2 separate regions of the Mus musculus genome follow, and region 2 is linked to region 1. Evidence: chromatin loops called from intact Hi-C (ENCODE). Cell type or tissue: left cerebral cortex. All regions are shown on one strand.

Region 1 (4,000 bases):
TGAAGGAAGGAAGGAAGGGGAAATCATATCATTGTAATCTCAAACATAAAATAAAAAGCCAGGGAGTTCATTTTGTGCTCCTCCATCACTCCTGGTTATAGGTCCTACCTAGAGAATGGTTCAGATACCCACTGGCACTCCCTTGGCAAAAACTGATTTTCCCTTTCTCAACATGTAACAACTGAAAATGGCTTCTCGGTTGGAGAAAGGACTTTGTTGTATCCTTTTTTTTTCCTTGTGGGATTTTGTCAAGACATGTTTTATCTGAAGTTCGAGTGGTCTGGTATTTAGCTTCTCAAGTCTGCAGACATCAATAGCTTTTTAATAAATACTTACCATGCAGTGGGGACTGAAAATACTGGTACTGGACACTGACATTCAGACATGGTACAGAAGTGAAATAATATAGACAACTCAGTCCCAGGGGTGGGGACAAACAGACAAACAGACATGGATGACATCTGCAGAAATGAATTAGTCATTCTATATAATTATATATCTTCTTAGTAAAAGGTGCTGCTTGGCAGAGACTCCAAAGGAGTTTTCAAGCCCAACACAGATTCCTCCCACGGGTGTGACTCATCTCGGGAAGGATTATTCTGTCCTTATGTTAGTTAAGTGGATCTACTTTGTCTTTCCTTTAGACTACATCCCCTGAGAACTTCACTGGGGCAACTGTGGAGGGAGGGAGCTTCGGGTTGACCTCTGCCAGTCTCCTATGTTTCTGGTTCATCTCTTCCGATCACATTCATGAAACAAAGTTTGTTCTGTGAAACAAACAACGAAACAAACAGCATCTACTCCTTAGGCTTGATCCTGGTTTCTATGTGCAGGTGGCAGAGAAACCAGAGTCAACCTGACTGTAGTTTTTTGGATTACTGATAACAGTAATGACAGTAAAGCGTTTGGAAAAAATAACCTTTGTTTGAAACAACACTTAGAGGCATTATTCTTTGTCTGTAGTGGAAAATGTGCACTTTGAATCCCATTTTTCTGTCTCGTAGAGTTCCAACCATCAACAGCATAATTACTAAATGGTACTGAATGTGACTGTGTTGATTTGGTTTACCTAATGCTTCTCCAAGGCAGATACAGTCTTTATACTCAAGAGGAACAGAATTTTAAAATCAGAAATATAATTCATATCTGCCAGTATTCATAACTTGGAAGATTTTCAGTTGATAATAGCAACCTGAGAGCCTGCTTTTCCATTTTGTTTCATTTCTTACTCTGAAAATGGAAAACAAAATGGAGATAGGAGTAGGCTCAGGAGAAATTACAAAGAAATACTGGGTAATGTGAAGGACATAGACTAGGAGAACCCTAAAATAGCAAATGTTCATTGGAAATGTGATCAAGACCATCTGAGAACAGTTGCAACTGTGACAAAGATTACACCATAGCAGAGGTAGAGGAATGCCAAGCCTTGACAGGCTACAGAAATCTAGGTCCTGTGACTTCTTAAAATTGGTTCTTCCAAACCATGCTGTCACACCAAAAAGGTGGTGGACTGAAAATGGACCAGCAGAGTAGCAACCAAGAGGACCAGGCTGCAATGTTTAGCTTGCACTGTTAACCAGGGAAGAACACCAGGACAGAATGTCTCAGCTGCCTTATTGTTCAACACTATTTGAGAAAGCAAAAAGGTGGGAGCCTTGAAGTTTAGAAAGACAACTGAATTTAATATCATAAAATCTCATAACATTCTTTACACTAAAATCCTAGATACTATTGAGGTCAAAATCTCCAATAATGTTTCCAAGAGAATGAAGAAGACATTATTAACAGATACTTGAACATGACTGAGACTCAGTTGAGTAGATCAAAGTAGAAGAAGCAAACACGGAACAGATGCTTAGAAACTGTTCAACTTTTCCTCAATTGTTCAAACTTCTATGCAGTTAAAGTGAAGTATGTGAAAGTGTGAATGCGAGAAAATGGCTTTTTAATCCAAAAGTGATTCACCGTGCGGTTACCATGCCAAAACATAAAGGCAGAAAGAGACACCAGCTGCAAACTCTGGAGGTTCTTAGCACTCATCTCTGTTCTACTTAGTGCCAGCCAGGCCAGCTCAGAGACAAGAGGTAGAATCACTAATGACTCATCCATTCATGGGTTTGGGTGTTGATCCAGCTGTTGGATTGAAAGAGTGCTCATCATCTGTCACGAAGAGCTCTAGCTCTGGGCCATCTTCAGTGTGGTTTCCAGCACATTACACCTGTCTCCTAGGTCAATCCCTTGTTTTTCTTTTTTTTCCCTCCCTTCACTTTTCTTTCATTATCATGTTCTTACCAAAGCAAACATTTTAAATAGCCAATCCACTATCTTCCTTTTTAAAAAAATAAATACGATTTCTAGAGACAGAATGTTCTAGGCAAAGCAAATGTTTTAAATAGCCAATCCATTATCATTTTGATGCTTTTTGAAACAAATAGGATTTCTAAAGACAAAATTTCTAGGAAGTTTTTTTTTTAATTGCCTACTTAATTGTTGTATTTTAAGAATTTATTTTTCTCCAGCAACGGAAGAACAGGACATATTTCCACTCTAATAAGGCCTCATGGGCACTGATAATACAGTTAACAAGCAAGAGCCTATTTGAAACGTGTGTGTGTGTGTGTGTGTGTGTTTGTGTGTGTGTAAAGTCTTCTAGTTTGCTGACAAATTTAATGAATATAAGAATTTAACCTTGTGTATGAGGACAGAAGCTTCTCACTTAGACTCTGCAGTCTCACTTAATTTTATTTTTATTTTTATTTATTTACTTTTGAGACAATTTCTCTGTGTAGCCTTGGTTGTTCTGGAATTCATTCTAGACCAGACTGGCCTTGAACTCACATAGATTCTCCTTCCTCTATCTCTCAAGTGCTACAATGTCCTTTATAAACTCCTGTATAAACTCCAGAACTCTGAAGCTACCTGCCCTAATCCTAGTAGCAATGTCTATATCTAGATGTTGTCTTGTTTATCATATTCTAGTCCCTGCTTCTGCATCCCAAGGCTCCTTGTGTTTTATTCTGTTGGATATTTGGCCAATATTAACCTTTCTCTTGTCCTTTTGAGTTCAGATCCAAATGAGACTTACCTGTGGGAGATGATAAAGTAAAAATGAAGCTATGGGAACTGTATTACTGTGATGGGCTTCTTAACACATCACCCTTGACTTAACAGGCCAGGATGGAACAAACCTGGAAAGACTACTGTAGTGCTACAGTTTTCTCCTGGGGTGGAGAGTGGTTTACAACACTATGTCAGCATGTAAAACCAAAAGGAAAAACAATAGCAGCAGCAGCAGCAGCAGCAGCAGCAACAACAACAACAACAACAACAACAACAACAACAACAACAACAACAACACAGAACAGAAGGATGCTTGCTCAGACAAACTCCTAGGGCAGTTATTCTTTTGGGAGGAGCAATAGAAATGTTGCAGGAAATGCCAGAGCACAGGGACAAGCACTTCCCCTCCTGTCCCATCTCCTACTACAGCAGTTTGTAGGAACCTGTGGTTTCCAATCATGGAGCCTACTCTGCCAAGGCCTCTGAGAGCTAGTGAATGAAAGAAGACATCAGGAATAGATGGGAGGAATTCTACTCCATATACCCAAATCCCTTCCCTGGCTCCCTTTTCAGACTCTCTCAATGGATTCTTTGTAGGTCTTGCATATATTTTCACCCTTAAAGGAATTCTTCCTGGAAGCTATAGTCTTGGTAGCTATGTGCCCCAGACACATAGATTCTTCCAACACTTCCTGTATTATAAACAGCCAGCAGACATTAATGGCGGTATTCCACACAAGCTTGACTATTGGCCACAATCTACTATGGCTCTTAAAGGTTCAGGTGTGTTTCTTGCTGGGTGAGCACCCTCCCAATTATTCTTAGGGGTAAGGCCACTGTGTCACCTAGAGCTTTCCGGTTTTTTTGGTTCCTCTCTAAGTGGATTAGCAGGCTTAAGTCCACACCAGGAATAGAGAGGGTGGGACAGAATCTTGCCTTG
Region 2 (4,000 bases), 100 kb after region 1:
GGAAACCATCCCCTTCTCGGGCCGTAGGCCAGGTTGGCCTTGACCTCACATTCTCCTGCTTTAGATACCTAAGTGCAGGGACCACAGGAAAGGACCACCACGCTTGGCTTGCCACTACTCTTGAAGGGAAGAAGATTCTATCTTCTTGATCCTCACTTTGAATGCTCTAAACTTTTAAAAAATTTTCTACTTTAAATTTTCTTTTATCTATTTATTGTTATGGTGTGGGTGTGTGAACATGCCAAGGTATGTACATGGAGGAAGCAACTTTGTGAAGTCATTTCTCTACTTCCATCTTTGAGTGGGCTTCAGGGATCGAATTTGGTGAGCAGATCTGCATAGCGAACGCCTTTTCTGCTGAATGTCCTGGGTCTAGGCTTTCTAATTTCCTACATTAGATGTTTTGACAAAGCCTTAAAGCTAGAGAAGAGGCTTTCTAAAAATTAACAGGAACCACAACTAAACATGCTGGAGCAAGAGATGCTGCAGAGCAAACTGGTGGCATCGGAGGCAGGAATGTATTTTCCCTCTGCTCTCTGGAAAGCCTTAATTTCTATAGGTCTGAACTGGTCATGCACATCGTTATATTTTATTTCCTTCTATCTCAGGCTGGTCTAGAAACCGCAGTGTAGCCCAGGCTAGTCTAAGACTTGTGATTCTTCTGCTTCAGCCTCCGGAATGCTGTCATTCCAGATATGCACCACCATAGCCAGCATTTCCTATTTCTCTTTGTAAGCAAACCGAGGGATTCTTTTAATGTGTATATCTTTAATTTTTTTCCACACAGTCTAAACCTTTCATCGTATTGAAGAAAAGACCCACTTCAGGGAACCTTTGTATGTCACCAAGAGAACTGATTTAATTAAGTACCTACTGTGCAATTCACACTATTATATTACTTAACTGGTAAAGAGGTGAAACAGCTTGATCAAGCTCAAATAGCTAATTATGTATCAAAATAGCTTCTGATTCGATTATATTTTGGTAGACCCAGTGTCCATGTCTGACCAGCTCTTGGATAACACTTGGATAATTCCTCATCCCTTAGAGAGTTAAATAGTCTACCTGGTTGATATACATTATGCCTGACTCATCTCTGTTGGTACTTTCCTGTGAGGAGCAACATGGTATAGCACATGCTATTTTTCCTTGCATATAGAGTCTTTTTTTTTTTAAATTCGACTGAAATTAAATTTGCATCATAGTAAAGTACCTAGTGAATTAATATATATGCATATCTTTATTGAATATGCAACACAAAGTCGGTGCATAATAATACTCATTAAGCTCATGTTTGTACTGAATTTAATAGCTATGCCCCAATTTTCTATTTATTAAAGCAAATGGGATTGTGTAGTAAAGGTAGGTTTTTATGTTTAAATTTTTTCTCATCTTGTAAATGGACCATAAGACAATTAAAGAAAGTTTTGCTGTGGAACTTTTAACAATCACATTGCTGAAATATTGACTGTTGATGTTCTCTTAAAACTGAAACCCTAAATCATGTGATTATTCTTTTCCTGGTGGAAAAAGTGTGTAAAATGTCTTTTAAAAGAAGCCATTGACACACCAAAGGGGGTGAGGAATCCCATTTTCAGAGTTCAGTCTTATAATGTAGTGAGCCATGAAAATGAATTCTTAATGTATGACCTTCCGTCTATCCAAAATACATAGGCTCTTCTTATTTTCAGTCCAGATTTGAAAGTCCTAATTCAGATATAAGGAGGCTCTTTATCAGGCTTTCTTTCAGCTGGCTTTTCTATGTTAGGAGGCAGTAACCAGACAATTTATAATGATTATGGCAACATATTGAAGTGTAGGGAGAATGTGTCAGATTTTTTCATTTACATGATAGACCTTGGTTTTTATCACTTTTTTATTAGATGATAACTATTGAAATGCAAAACAAAATAGTGTTTTGGTGTCCTAAGACCTATAACTACAGACAATAGTCGGCTGGTTGTAAAGGCTACTCCTGTTTTGGATGTAAATATAATGGTCTGTAGAGCAAGATGGTTTCCATGATGTTACCACTCAGAAAATTTAGCACTCCGAAGTCGTGAAGACTGTCATTTGCCTACCCTCTGTTTTTTAGATAAGTGTATATAATTTTAACTATTTGAAATGTTATTCCACCCACATGCAGCACTCAAGTACAAAAATCACTTAGAACATAGACAAGGTAATTCATGAAAAACAAATTACGGTATCAAAATAGTCACAGATTCCCTGTAAAAATGTGAAGTCAAATGTCATCTCCCACTGGATGGAGACTAATGTGCCATGTACAAAGCCTTTTATTCTAAGTATTCTGTAACAGAATAGAATTTCTTCATTCTGAAAATGTATCCAGTTATATTACTTATTTCAAGTTCTATGAACGGGGTGTACTGTCTCCTGTATCTCCCATTACTTCACCAGGCTAACACTCCACCCATTTTCAAGGTTTTGCTTTATAGAAATCCACTTTTGAAAAGTCTCTTGGGTCATTAGACTGGGCTAGGTGCACCCACCTTGAATTCATGGCCTTTACATTTACCACACCTCAGCACCAACCATATCTTATCCCACACTACACTTCATATTTACTACAAAACAGCCATTCATGTAACAACCCTAGATGGATGGAGAATATCTGTACAATTTATCTTTAAAAGCTGAATTAAACTGAACATGTGGACAGCTGGGAGGCATGAGAACCATTCCTCCAAGCTAGAGAGTTTTATGGTTTTGCTCAGATGCACAATAAGTTTAAGAATATTTCTTTTTAAGTCTAGTTCTGAATTTTTAATCATGTGATTCCAGTGAACGTTTGGGAGACTCTTCCACTGAAACTATTGAAATGAATATGCATTTTAAAAATTGAAATCTGTGCCCATGGTCTGTGGACACTTCAGTAGTAAGCTTGCCAAGAGAAGGAACTATGAACTGTGGGGAGGAAAAGAGAGCACTTATCTCACAAATCCAATTACAAGGCTTACTTTGTTTTGTTGGTTTTGCTTTTATTTTTTTTTCACATCGTATACCACAAGTGACTAATGTGAACGTTCTGATTGATTTATTCAAAGAGTTTCTTCCCGAAAAGTGACTGATCATCACCCCTTCTCAAAACCCTTCCATTTGCAGAACAAAGAAAACAAATATTTGTGCAATACCGCAAAGCATAGCTTTTTTAGTTAGTTTTTCACTACTGTCATGGGTTTCTTAAGGTAAATGACTTGAGGGAGAAGATGCTTTGGTGCTTGGTTCAGAGGCTTCATGTCCACTGGTTCCATTGACATTTGGCTTGTGTTTAGGAGAAGGAAGGCATGAAGGAAGCTGCCCTTTGATGGCAGGTCTGGGGAAAGTGAGGAGAAGGAGTGGAGAAGACACCCTTCTCATCATGGCATGGTCCTAGTCACCCACTCCTCCAGTCAGGCTTCACCTCCTATTCCTACTCCCTCAGTCCTTAGATGGTTTTAGAGCCCAGCCCACTCACTTGCAACCCAGCCTTAGCACCTGGGCTTTAGGGAGCACTTCCCACTCCCAAGAGTTTTCATTTCTTTGGTCCTTATGTTCCCTAGGTTTCTACTTTAATCTGTGTCTACTCTTACCACTCTCACAGTTAAGCCTGGTTACTGACAATTTTCTGGCTTACAACAGTGGATCACGACCTCTCCATCTTCACATTTTAAGACTCTCCTGCTGCCTATTTTCCCCAAATGTCCTTGTAAAGAGGAAGCCAAGAGAGGCGGCGTAAACTGATCAATACCAAATGTTTTCCTTAAGAGAAAATGAGAATAGGAACCCAAATTTCAGGCTTCTCATCTCTCAGCTGAAGGGCTTGAATTTTATCTAGTTACTTTTACATTTCTGAATAGATAACTCTTAGTAAGAAAATGCTTTCAGAGAAAAAAATCTAAGATATTTAAAAAGAAGATCAGGAGAGAGCTGGTTACAAAAACACAAAAGAAATCCTGTGCAAAATTTTAGTCCCTTTCCCTACAGAACCCTAAGTCAC

What was found. Peaks named below come from ENCODE experiments on the same cell type or tissue, not always from the same donor. Only the 100,000 strongest peaks of a DNase experiment are listed, where the experiment ranks them.
Region 2: it touches region 1 in a loop (2.5-fold over the local background); 2 of 42 quality-filtered maps call a loop at or near these places.

What each region holds. Positions count from the first base shown.
Region 1 is chr2:80,185,137-80,189,136 of GRCm38, reverse strand. It overlaps a transcript of Pde1a not described here. Among named protein-coding and RNA genes, the nearest start is that of Pde1a, 58 kb to the right of the region's middle. In left cerebral cortex, no CTCF peak of the experiment used is centred here; DNase peaks (open chromatin) are centred at 557, 1,432 and 1,998; H3K27ac peaks cover 3,227 bases.
Region 2 is chr2:80,082,921-80,086,920 of GRCm38, reverse strand. The region is part of intron 2 of Pde1a (phosphodiesterase 1A, calmodulin-dependent); the gene reads left to right. Among named protein-coding and RNA genes, the nearest start is that of Pde1a, 44 kb to the left of the region's middle. In left cerebral cortex, no CTCF peak of the experiment used is centred here; a DNase peak (open chromatin) is centred at 2,189.